Linked DNA regions of Homo sapiens: region 1 is linked to region 2. Evidence: read pairs that join two places in POLR2A ChIA-PET (ENCODE). Cell type or tissue: HepG2. All regions are shown on one strand. Each heading gives the region's core, and the rest is flanking DNA. Links, peaks and the distances in the headings are about the cores only.

Evidence for each region. ChIA-PET counts read pairs that join two places held together with the same protein. Peaks named below come from ENCODE experiments on the same cell type or tissue, not always from the same donor. Only the 100,000 strongest peaks of a DNase experiment are listed, where the experiment ranks them.
Region 1: POLR2A ChIA-PET joins it to region 2 with 7 read pairs; 2 of 35 experiments call an interaction of 5 or more read pairs at or near these places.

Annotation. Positions count from the first base shown.
Region 1 is chr5:69,107,991-69,114,205 of GRCh38, reverse strand. It overlaps SLC30A5 (solute carrier family 30 member 5), which reads right to left. Exons shown (of 16, transcript NM_022902.5): 5 at 5,770-5,857; 6 at 979-1,066. Among named protein-coding and RNA genes, the nearest start is that of SLC30A5, 17 kb to the right of the region's middle. In HepG2, for the core only: no CTCF peak of the experiment used is centred there; no DNase peak of the experiment used is centred there.
Region 2 is chr5:69,452,056-69,458,270 of GRCh38, reverse strand. No RefSeq gene overlaps it. Among named protein-coding and RNA genes, the nearest start is that of OCLN, 38 kb to the left of the region's middle. In HepG2, for the core only: no CTCF peak of the experiment used is centred there; DNase peaks (open chromatin) are centred at 2,390 and 3,190; H3K4me3 peaks cover 1,645 bases.

The sequences.
Region 1 (6,215 bases), core at 973-4,972, 340 kb after region 2:
CCTGTATTTCTTTTGTTGTCTCCAAAACAATTATAATAGTGCTTAAGATAAACTTGCCAGATTTTAGTAGTTAACCTCTAAAAGACACATTGCATACATACTTTAAGAACGACAAAGGTACAAGAGCAAGGAATCTCCCTGGACCACTCCTGTCCAGTGGAATTAAGGTTGCCCTTTAAGACTGACATGTAAAATGAGTCCTAAATCTGTCTTCTAAGTCACTGACCACATAAGTCTTAGCAAATTAAGTGGCAAGCAAAAGAGGGTGGGGAATAGAGGTTGTATCACAAGCAACCTGGAGCTTTTCCAAAGTCACACTCTTCTCCCTCACTGTAACAAAGAAAATTATTATTAGTTTACTAATAAGTTTTAGGGCAGTGAGTATCAGTAATAGAAGAATAAAAACTGGTGCTTGGAGTTCTGCTGGATGGAGTGGGTAAGGATGTATGAATAGAAAATAGAAAAAAAGGCATGTTTGTAGAGTAAAATGAGTAGATATATTTGACTAGAAAGTTGGGTTTCTGTAAGAGAAGAGTTGGGGCTGAGCTAGAGATAATAATTTAGAGCAAGACAATGAATACTAGGTAAGGGAATTTGAACTTTTTCTTTCAGGCAAGAAGATACTAAAGGTTTTTCATTTATCAGCCTTTTAATTGTTAAATTATAAGGGAGCAAACATGTTGAGTGGCAAATCACCTTTTTTTTTTCCAGCACCAGGACATTCCAAAATATTCTTTCAATGTCCCTACATTTCTGAAAATTTAGGGTACTGTAGGTGATACAGAGATGCTATAAAATATTTAACTTATAATGAGTTTGTTCATTATTTGAATACTGATTTAGAATATCTACATTAATCTATGAAAGTTTCATTCATCATTGATCAGTTTAATTCACTTATCCTTTCTTTTTCCATTGTTCCAGGCTTCTAGTTTTCCTCAAGACTTGAAACAACTCTGATCTATTCCAAAAGGATACGGTGTTCAGCCATTTTAGCCATGAGATCATCATTGTCAAAAAGCAATAAACAGATCACAGCAATAATGAAAAAAGCAGCTCCCCTTGTCTGAAAATAAAGAAAACAACATCAAGGATGACTTTTTCAAGGGTTGATTTTTAAGACCGTAACTACATAAATACTAAAGAAAAACATTTTCTCAAGTAAGCATTTACAAAAATGCATTAAAAAACAGAAAAAAATCTGACATTAAAGCTCTTACATATTATAAGCTTACAGTATTGGCAGTAAGATATCAAAGAGATATAAACTAATGATAACATTGATTATCTCTTTGCTAACATGGCTGGGCATATTACTATGTACAAATTGGTACTGTTTACAGAATCAGCCTTCCTAAATGCTACTTTACTTCTGGTTGAAAAGCCCACGTAGCTAAAGAATAACTAGTAGGAACTTATTTTACTCTACAATATGCAAGGAATAGAGAATATTCTAGATACTACTCCTCTAGAGAAAAATAATCCAGAGGGCACGGTAAAACCAGCAAAGTCATTTCTAAGATCTAGTAAAGTACAAAGTACTTAAAAAGCTGATAAAATTTATGTTCTCATTCCAGGGAAAATTTTTTTTTTTTTTTCAGACAGATCTCGCTGTCGCCCAGGCTGGAGTACAGTGGCGTGAACACAGCTCACTGCAGCCTCCAATTCCTGGGCTCAAGTGATCCTCTTGCCTCAGCCTACCAAATAGCTGGGACCACAGGCATGTGCCACCATGCCTGGTTAATTTTTTATTTGTAGAGACCAGGTCTAGCCATGTTGTTCAGGCTGAGGAAAAAGGTTTTCATAAAAGAAAATTATAGAAAGGACATATTAGCTCGGTTTATGTAAATATTTCAGAATGGTAGCTTCAAGAGCAATCTAAATAGCATTACTATACATTCCTTTTTTTTTTTTGAGGAGAGTCTCTGTTGCCCAGGCTGGAGTGCAATGGCACGATCTCGGCTCACTGCAACCTCCATCTCCCGGGTTCAAGTGATTCTCCTGCCTCAGCCTCCTGAGTAGCTGGGATTACAGGTGCACATCACCATGCTTGGCTAATTTTTGCATTTTTAGTACAGACGGGTTTCACCATGTTGGTCAGGGTGGTCTTGATCTCTTGACCTCGTGATCCACCCGCCTCGGTCTCCCAAAGTCCTAGGATTACAGGCATGAGCCACTGTGCCTGGCTAAACAGCATTACTATACATTCTATATTTACAAATTTACAGGTATAACATGTCTTGTATGATACATATACTTGTAGAATACCTATTATATATAGATACATTAAGTGTATTATATATACCTATAATGGAAGTATAATACAATACTTCTATTAAAGTTTACAATGCAAAGTGAGGATACTCTTCATTCTATGATTACCACTATAATGGATAAATTCTGTTAGTGTGGTATTACAACAAAATTCAGTACACTACACATGAGAAAAACCATGTACTTTTAAATTTCTTAAGTTTTCACTGAGTTAGGATATGGCAACATCAACAACAATCAAATACAGAGAACATAACTTAATCTTTTTGTTAACAAAGAAGGCAACTGAGAATTTTGTAATGCTTCAGTCTCATAATTAAGAAAAAAAGGCCAGGCGTGGTGGCTCACGCCTGTAATCCCAGCACTTTGGGAGGCCGAGGCGGGTGGATCATGAGGTCAGGAGTTCAAGACCAGCCTGACCAATATGGTGAAACCCTGTCTCTACTAAAAGTACAAAAATTAGGCCAGGCGCAGTGGCAGGTGCCTGTAATTCCAGCTACTCAGGAGGCTGAGGCAGGAGAATTGCTTGAACCTGGGCAGCAGAGGTTGCAGTGAGCTGAGATTGTGCCACTGCACACCAGCCTGGGTGACAGAGTGAAACTCTGTCTCAAAAAAAAAAAAAAAGAAAAAGAAAAAAAAAGTCCGGGCGTGGTGGTTCACACCTGTAATCTCAGCACTTTGGGAGGCCAAGGCGGACAGATCACAAGGTCAGGAGTTCAACACCAGCCTGGCCAACATAGTGAAACCTTGTCTCTACTAAAAATACAAAAATTAGCCAAGTGTAGTGGCATGTGCCTGTAATCTCAGCTACTCGGGAGGCTGAAGCAGGAGAATTGCTTGAACCTGGGAGGTGGAGGTTGCAGTGAGCCAAGATGGTGCCACTGCACTCCAGCCTGGGCAACCCAGTGAGACTCCATCTCAAAAAAAAAAAAAAGAAAAAACAATCATCAAGTCCTGGACTGATGCCCTGATCCATTTCTCACACTAATGAGAACACTCTCACTTCTAGTTACTTAAGGAGGAAAACTTTTTTTTTAAATGTTTTCAAGTCATTTTTATTTCTTTTGTGAGTTGTCATTCCCAGTTTTTTGCTGATTTCCTGCCAAGGATCTTAAGCATTTTTTAAACTGAAATGGGTGATTTATACTTTGAAAGGAATGTAAAACTTATTTCTGGCAATTTTTGTTGTTAGTTTTTTGTATACACACTGATTTCTGTTATACGTTAAGTTTATAATCATTATGAAGCCAAATATAGTGAGTTTTCCCTTTGTGATTTTTTCCACTGCTTTTATGCTCAGAATTTTCTCCATCTACGTATTTTATTCTATGTTTTTACAAATGTCTATTTTGTAAACTCACAAAGCTCTTCAATCCACTTGAAATTTATTTTGGAGTACTCTATTAGTGAGGGGGAAGGATTAAATAGTGGCCCATGCTTTAATACTAATGACCCAGTTTGAAATCTACAGGCAGAGTATTCTTTTACTCTGCTCTACTTGGCATGTTACTTTGTTCACTTCATTACTTCATTCATCTCCCTTCATTACTTTGCTTGAAAGTCCCTTTCAGAATAGGGACTATTATACCTTATTTGTCTTTATCTATCCTTTCCTTTATGTCTAGGAAAATGCACCATGCACAGGAAGTGTGGGAGATCAGTCACAGTGGTGGGAGAAATTATAGGAATAGAAGCAAACCTTCTTGGAAGGCTGGGGGTTTTGCAAGTTTTGAAGGATATTTTGGCTGAAGGCAGCCAGATTCTCTTATCAGAAGCCTAAAAGCTTAAGGCGTAGATACAAGGGAGTGTAGAGGAGTTTATCTAAATAGCTCGTTTACTCATGTTGTCCTAAAACCGACCTTTGATCATTTGCGCTCAAGACTGCTCTCTATGTAGGGGGTCAGCAATGTTATTTACCCACAAAGCGTGTTGATTCAAGGCCTTTGTCATTAAATCTATACTGAATAAATGCCCGCAGTGCCAGCTTGTCAGGGCCGCAGCTGCTGACTCTTTACAGCACCCTCCTTAGGGTCTGTAAGCGGCCTGGTTCCCTAGCCCACTCCTTCACTAAATACCTGTGTCTGAGTGCATTTGTTGTTCAGCCAGGGTCTGCAAGTAGGACCCAGCAAGGAAGTGTTTAATTTGGTAAAACAGAAACACTATATAGTTCTAACAGTTTGGAATTGTAGATTGGTAACTCATTTAACAAAAGGATAATACTTGAATCACTTAGGATGAATAGGAGTGCTTAGGTGGCAAAATGTTGGATAAATGTTCATCATAATTTAAATTTAACAAGTTTTTAGTTATTTTTCAAAAATGATTTACAGGGTTAAGAATGAGTAGGGGGTTTGGGGGAAAGGTGCATGAGTACAACATGAAAGAGATCATTGTGGTGATGCATCAGTTCTATATCTTGCTTGTAATGATGGTTACACAAATCTACACATGACAAAATTTCATAGACCTACATGCATACATACATACATACACACACACACGATCGTATGTAAAATTGGTAAAATCTGAGTAAGGTCTATGGATTGCACCAATGTCAATTTCCTGTTTTTTTTTTTAATTTTTGATTTTAATTTTTGTGGGTACATAGTAGGTATATGTATTTATGGGGTATACGAGATGTTTTGATATAGGCATGCAATGTATATAATCACATCAGGTAAATTGGGGTATCCATCCCCTCGAGCATTTAGCCTTTGTGTTACAAATAATTCAATTATACTCTTTTAGTTATTTTAAATGTATGATTAAATTATTGTTGATTATAGTCACCCTATTGTGATATGAAATACTAGGTCTAATTGACTGGTTTTGATAGTGTACTTGAGTTGGTTAAGAAGTTACCTTTGGGGGAAACTAAATGAAGGGTGAGGGTCCTCTATGTACTATTTTAGCAACTTCCTAGGAATCTATAATCATTTCAAAATCATTTTCCACTGTTTCCATGTTAAGAAATTTCTCCAACTACGGATTATATTTTCACAAATATCTATTTTTGTAAACTTATAGAATTCTTCAAAAACAAAAAAATTGTAAGAAAAATGTAAAACTAGCGGAAAAAGCCCCTGGAATTTTTTTTTTTTTTTTTTTTTGAGGCTGAGTCTCACTCTATTGCCCAGGTTGGAGTGCAGTGGCATGATCTCAGCTCACTGTAACCTCCGCCTCCCAGGTTCAAGCAATTCTCATGCCTCAGCCTCCAGAGTAGCCGGGATTACAGGTGCCCACCACCATGCCCAGCTAATTTTTGTATTTTTAGTGGAGATGGAATTTCACCACGTTGGCTAGGCTGGTCTCAAGCTCCTGACCTCATGTAATCCGCCCACCTCAGCCTCCCACAGTGTTGGGATTACAGGCGTGAGCCATCGCGCTCAGCCTCCTGCATTCTTTTAAATGGTGAAAGATAAGATTTTATTCCTTTGGATAATATGTGACATACATACTTTCCATTTCCAAGTAACTGATAATGGAAAATTCTACCTTTGCTGGTCCTCCTCCAGAACTGGTGAACAAAACACTGAGTAGTGAAATGACAACAATATCACTGTGCTCAAATAGCAGCAAAGTCCTACAAAAATAAAACATTATCATTTATGAAATGTAATTTATCTTTATCAAGACGCATGAATTCAACTAGAGTTAGAGAAAGAAAAACATTTCCCCTTGATTTCACAAAACATAAGAAAAATAAATAGGTACAACTGCTTTAGAAAATGGTTTGGCATTATCTACCTTAGAAAGATTGAAGCTACAAATACCTAATCATACCACTCATAGAATTATGTCATACAGATTTCTTATTCTTGTATAGGTATGTATCAGGTAACACTTACCAGGTTGCTCATACCAGCACTGTTTGCAGTAATCCAAAAAAATACAGGCAATGTGGCTGGGTATGGTGGCTCACACCTATAATCCAGCACTTT
Region 2 (6,215 bases), core at 1,513-5,512:
CGAAACTCCGTCTCAAAAAAAAAAAAAAAAAAATTCCACAGTATATACAACATCATCATTAGTTTTTATTTTCATTAAGGTTAAATGTGAGCATGCTTTATTTTTCTTTTTTTTCACGTCAGAGTCTTGCTTTGGCTCAAAGGCTGGAGTGCAGAGGTGCTATCACGGCTCACTACAGCCTTAAACTCCGGGGCTCAAGTGATCCTCCTGCCTCAGCCTCCTAAGTAGCTGGGACTACAGACATGAATCCCCATGCCTGGCTAATTTTTTATTGAGGCAGGGTCTCGCTATATTGCCCAGGCTGGTCTCAAACGCCTGGGCTCAAGCAATCCTCCCATCTTGGCTTCCCAAATTGTTAGGATTACAGGCACGAGCCACCATGCCCAGCCAGAAGCACTTTCAAAACTTTTGTTTGATAGTCACATATTCTAATAAGTGCTACTTCGTGGTTCTTCACAGTTATTGGCTATGAACCTCCAACTATGAAAGAAGAGAATTTAATTATCTTTCAATCATCTTGAACCCAGTAATGCATAAATATGTAACTAATGTCATTCTCAATTCTTTCTACATGTTAAGTCTTCCTTTTGAATAGAACGATAATCAATGTTTAGTTTACTATGCCTATAAAAATATTCTCAGCTAAGCCATAAGTTTTCCCCTATTTAAAACATTTTTTTTTTTCCTGGAAATACTGTGTTGCTATTCCCAAGGTTAGTTTCCTATATAATTGACACTAATTCAGGCCCAGTCTTCTCCAGAATAGTCTAACTGTCCTCTCGATATGTTCAAATACATCAGGAGTTCTGCAGTTTTCATCCCCTTGGTGATCTCTCTCCTGGAGCATCCTGACTGTCTCCAAACTGGACGGTTCCCCATATGTGACACACAGGTATCATTCTGGAATTTCTCCTTACCATCATCCTAGGCCGTTCTTCAGCCTGTTTTGAATTAGATACATATTACTAGATCCCATGTCATTCTCCTTCTCAGTTCCTTTGAATCACCTACCTCTTCCAGACCTTCCCCAGAAAAATCTCTTTTTGAGACCTTACAAGTCTGAAAATGTCTTTATTCTACCTACACTTAACTGATAGTTTGGCTGGGTATCTAAGTTGGTAACAATTTTCACTACAAACTTTGAAGGTGACTGCTCCCTCTCTGCATCCGGTGTTGCTAATGAGAAGCCAAACAATTTTAATTCCAGATCCTTTGTGTGTGACCTAGTTTTTCCTCTCTGGAAATGTTTAGGGTTAATGGTTTATTGTGTATTCTGAAATTTCACAATTATGGGGTCTGCCTTCCTTCAATACGTTAGGCACTTGGCAGTCCCTTTCTTTTATCTTCGTTGCAGAGATGAGGTCTTGCTGTGTGACCCAGGCTGGCCTGGAACTCCTGGCCTCAAGTGATCCCCCAGTCTCAGCCTCCCAAAGTGCAAGGATTAGAGCTACGAGCCACCCTTCCCAGCCAACAGGCCCTTTCAATCTAGATAGTTCTGTCCTTCAATAGAAAATTTCTTTGAACTATGTCTTTGATGATTTTTTTATCCTATGTTTTCTTTTTTTCTCATATCATTCTCATATTAGACCTTCTGGATAAATCCACCAGTATTCTTATCTTTACTCTCCTATTTGAACCTCTTTATTTTACTCCTTTTATTGTACTTTCTGGAATATTTCTTCAACTCTATCTTCTATAGTACTGGGTTTTTCATTTCTACTATATTTAACCTCAACCACAAGCAAATAAATACCAAGCTAAAACAATGAGACTTTTTTCTTTTTCTTTTGCCTGTGAGTTTTGGCCAATATAAAAAAGTTTCGTAATACCTAATGTTGGCTAAATGTGGGAAAACAATAAATGAAAGTTCTTTGAAGAACAACTTTACAATATCTATCAAAATTCACAAAACATGTAAAACTCTTGACTCAGTAATTTTACCTCTAGGAATTTACCATGCATTTATACTTGTACAAGTGTTCAAAAATATAGATATAAGCATTATTTGTTAATAGCAAAAAAAATCTTAAATATCCAACAGGAAGCAATTGGTTATATAAACCATAATTATCCCTGAAATATCCAACAATTTCAAAAACAACATTGATCTAGATATGGTGATATTGAATGACTTCCAAACGACTTAAGCGAGCCGAGATTGCGCCATTGCACTCCAGCCTGGGCAACAAGAATGAAATTCCGTCTCAAAAAAAATATATATGAAAACAGGGACTCCAAAAGATATTTGTACACCCATGTTCATAGCAGCATTACTCACAATAGCTAAAGTGGAAGTAACCCAAGTGTCCATCGGTGGATGAAAGGATGAAGAATATGTGCTCTCTATATACAATGTAGCCAGAAAGAAAACGTGGTCATTATATATAATATAGACATGATGGCTCATGGCTGTAATCCTAGCACTTTGGGAGGGCAAAGCCGGAGGATCACTTGAGCCCAAGGAGGTCAAGGCTGCAGCGAGCTGTGATTGCACCACTGCACTCCAGTCTGGGCGACAGAGCAAGACTTTGTTTTTTTTTTTTTTTTTTGAGACAGGGTCTCGCTCTGTTGCCCAGGCTGGAGTGCAGTGGTGTAATCACAGCTAGCTGCAGCCTTGACCTCCTTGGGCTCAAGCGATCCTCCCACCTCAGCCTCCTGAATAGTTGGGACTACAGGCACATGCCACCATGCCTGGCTAATTTAAAAATTTTTTTCAATTTTTGTAGAGATAAGGTCTTGCTTTGTTGCCCAGGCTGCTCTCTAACTCCTGGCCTCAAGCAATCCTCCCACTTCAGCCTTTCAAAGTGCTGGGATTATAGGCATGAGCCACTGTCCCTGGCCTTGGTATAATTTTAACTTGCATTTTACTTTATATGAGTGAGGCTGAGCACATTTTCTTATGTTTAAAAGCCATTTGAGGCCAGGCACGGTGGCTCACGCTTGTAATCCTAGCACTTCGGGAGGCTGAGGCAGGTGGATCACTTGAGCCCAGGAGTTCAAGACCAGCCTGGACAACACAGTGAGACCCTGTCTCAAAAAAAAAAAAGCCATTGGGGCCGGCAGCATGTGCCTGTGGTCCCAGCAACCAGGGAGGCTGACGTGGGAGGATCACTTGAGCCCAGGAAGTCAAGGGTGCAGTGAGCTGTGATTTTGCCACTGCACTCTAGCCTGGGTGACAGAGCAAGATCTTGTCTCAAAAAAAAAAAAACAACAAATGCTGAGAGTTAACAGCGAGCAGTGAGGAGTGCTGTGCGGGTTGGCCCAGCTGGTTTGGTTTGGTTTGATTGGGGAGGGGTTAGCCAGATGATAAACTCCCCTGGCTTTTTCACTAGGTTTGGCTTGCTGCTGTGTTCCCAATAGCTAGCACAGTGCCTGACATATAGCAGATGGGCAACAAATTTGTTGAAAAAAAATGAATGGAAGGCATCCTGGAGGTAAGTGTTTGAGAGCTGTTTAGGAAGAAAGAACCTGGTCATGAATTGGATGCTGGGGAGAGTGAAGTACATGCATAGGTTTCTGACTGCGAAGAAACCAAGAGTCTATGTTTCTGCACGAATGTTTTATTCATGTGGGTGGGGCTCTGCTGAGCTGGCTTTTACAACTTAAAACCTTTTCACTGGGAGGACAATTCCAAAGTCTAGCAGAAGCAAGCTTCAGGAAGAACAATAGCTCCAACCCCACCCCAGTTTTTCAATTTAAGCGAAAAATTAGCTTCTCTGAGACCTCTCCACCCTCCTCTTTGAATATTTGGATGGGATTAAGACAGTCATTCCGGGAAAAGGGGCATCTCAGAGCCTGGAAGAGAGGAGGCAGAGTCAGCTGCCACAAGCCAGTTGAAAATAAAACAGATTTCACGACAGAAGGAAGAGCATGGTGGCTGAATTTGTTAGGTTATGTCCTTGGAAATTCAGAGATGAAAATCAGAGCCACGGACTCTTCCCTCTTCCTTCTTCCGGGATTAAAAATAATAATAGACTGACCATCCTGGCTAACACGGTGAAAGCCCATCTCTACTTAAAATGCAAAAAATTAGCCGGGCGTAGTGGCGGGCGCCTGTAGTCCCACCTACTCAAGAGGCTGAGGCAGGAGAATGGCGTGAACCCAGGAGGCGGAGCTTGCAGTGAGCCGAGGTCGCGCCACTGCACCCCAGCCTGGGCGACAGAGTGAGACTCCGTCTCAAAAATAAATAAATAAATAAATAAATAAATAAATAAATAAATAAACAAACAAATAAATAAAAATTATAGACCGAATCTAGCACTTCCAACTTCTCTGGTCATGCCTCAAAGTTATATTAAGAGATTAAAGCCACATCTTCCTTTTATTATTGGGCACTGGTCTTAGCTTTCCACAGCTTTTAAAAATTGTTAAAAAAAAAAAAAAAAAAGGAAGGGGCTAGGCACAGTGACTCACACCTATAATCCCAACACTTTGGAAGGCAGAGGCAGGGGGTTACTTGAGCCCAGGAGTTCAAGACCAGTCTGGCTGACATAGGGAGACGGTGTCTTTACAAAAAATTTTTAAAAATTAGCCAGGCATGGTGAGGTGCACCTGTGGTCCCAGCTACTTGGGAGGCTAAGGTGAGAGGATCACTTGAGCCCAGGAGGTTGAGGCTGCAGTGAGCCGTGATTGCACCACTGCACTCCAGCCTGGGTGACAGAACGAGACTTTGTCTCAAAAAAGAAAAAAAGAAAAGAAAAGGAAGTAACATCCCTCCTGGTCTTTTGAACTTGTGGGCCACTCCTCCAATGCACACCACCCTAGCCCCTCAGAAAAGAAAGGTAAGCAACATAACAAAGTTTGGTTTCTTTCTGGTTTTTTTTTTTTTTGAGACAGGGTCTCCCTCTGTCACCCAGGGTGGAGTACAGTGGCATGAACACGGCTCACTGCACCCTGGACCTCCTGGGCTCAAGTGGTCCTCCTGCCTCAGTCTCCCCAGTAGCTGGGCTCACAGGCGTGCGCCACCACACCCAGCTTATTTTTAATGATTTTTTTTTTTTTTTTAGAGGAAGTCTTGCTCTGTCGCCCAGGCTGGAGTGCAGTGGTGCAATGTTGGCTCACTGCAAGCTCCACTTCCCGGGTTCACACCATTCTGCCACCTCAGCCTCTCAAGGAGCTGGGACTACAGGCGCCCGCCACCACGTCTGGCTAATTTTGTTTTTGTTTTTTTTAGTAGAGATGGGGTTTCACCGTGTTAGCCAGGATGGTCTCGATCTCCTGACCTCGTGATCCACCCGCCTCAGCCTCCCAAAGTGCTGGGATTACAGGTGTGAGCCACCAGGCCCGGCCTTAATGATTTTTTTTTTTTTAGAGATGGGTCTTGCCATGTTGCCCAGGCTAGTCTCAAACTTCTAGGCTCAAGTGATCCTCCCACCTCAGCCTCCGAAAGTGTTTATTATTTTATTTAAAGGGCTTATCTGGAGTTGAAATAGCCACAAACAAAAACAAACAAACAAAAACAAGGAAAGAAAGAAAAAGAAAAAAAGCTAAAAGGCTTATTAACTGATTTATTTTGGTAAAATTTTAAGTAGTTTTCCTTCCTCTTATTCGGAATATATGTTGAATTATTATAATGAGATAACTAGATAAAAATAATTTTCTATAACATTAGATATAACCAATCTTTGTGTTGCTGTTTTGAAAAGGTCAGGTTTTGTTAGCATGGTGCTTCAGTTATTTGCGATATTTATGAAACTATCTCAAAATTCAAATGCTTGTATCTTATCTTCTAAAAGCTCAGGGAAACTAGACTGCAAACAGGGCAAAGGTTGCAGCATGAAAGTAAATATTTAGATTGCCTCTTAACTCTGCCAGGTGTAATATTCCTGTAAAATAGTGATACCGAAACCAGCTCTGGAGATGGAAAGTATAATCAGGAGGTTTGTTTTATAATAATTTTAATACCGTTGTCCCAAGTATTTGTTTCTGATAACTACTTTCCTATTTTCTTACTCAATATTTATACCTGAATCCCCATTCTCCCAGTTCTCTGAATGAGCTCTCCCATCATATATTCCTAATTTCATTCACATGTCCCACAACAGTTTCACCAAGTATGTGTTCTATTTTCTTCAGAATCTTTTGACCTAGAGGATCTGTGAATGATTAACTGAAGCACTCCCTACCCACTGCTACAAACCAAAAACACGTGTGAAACCTGTCTCTTCCATTTTCTTTCTTCCTTCCTTCCTTCTTTCCCTTACCTTCCCCTTCCT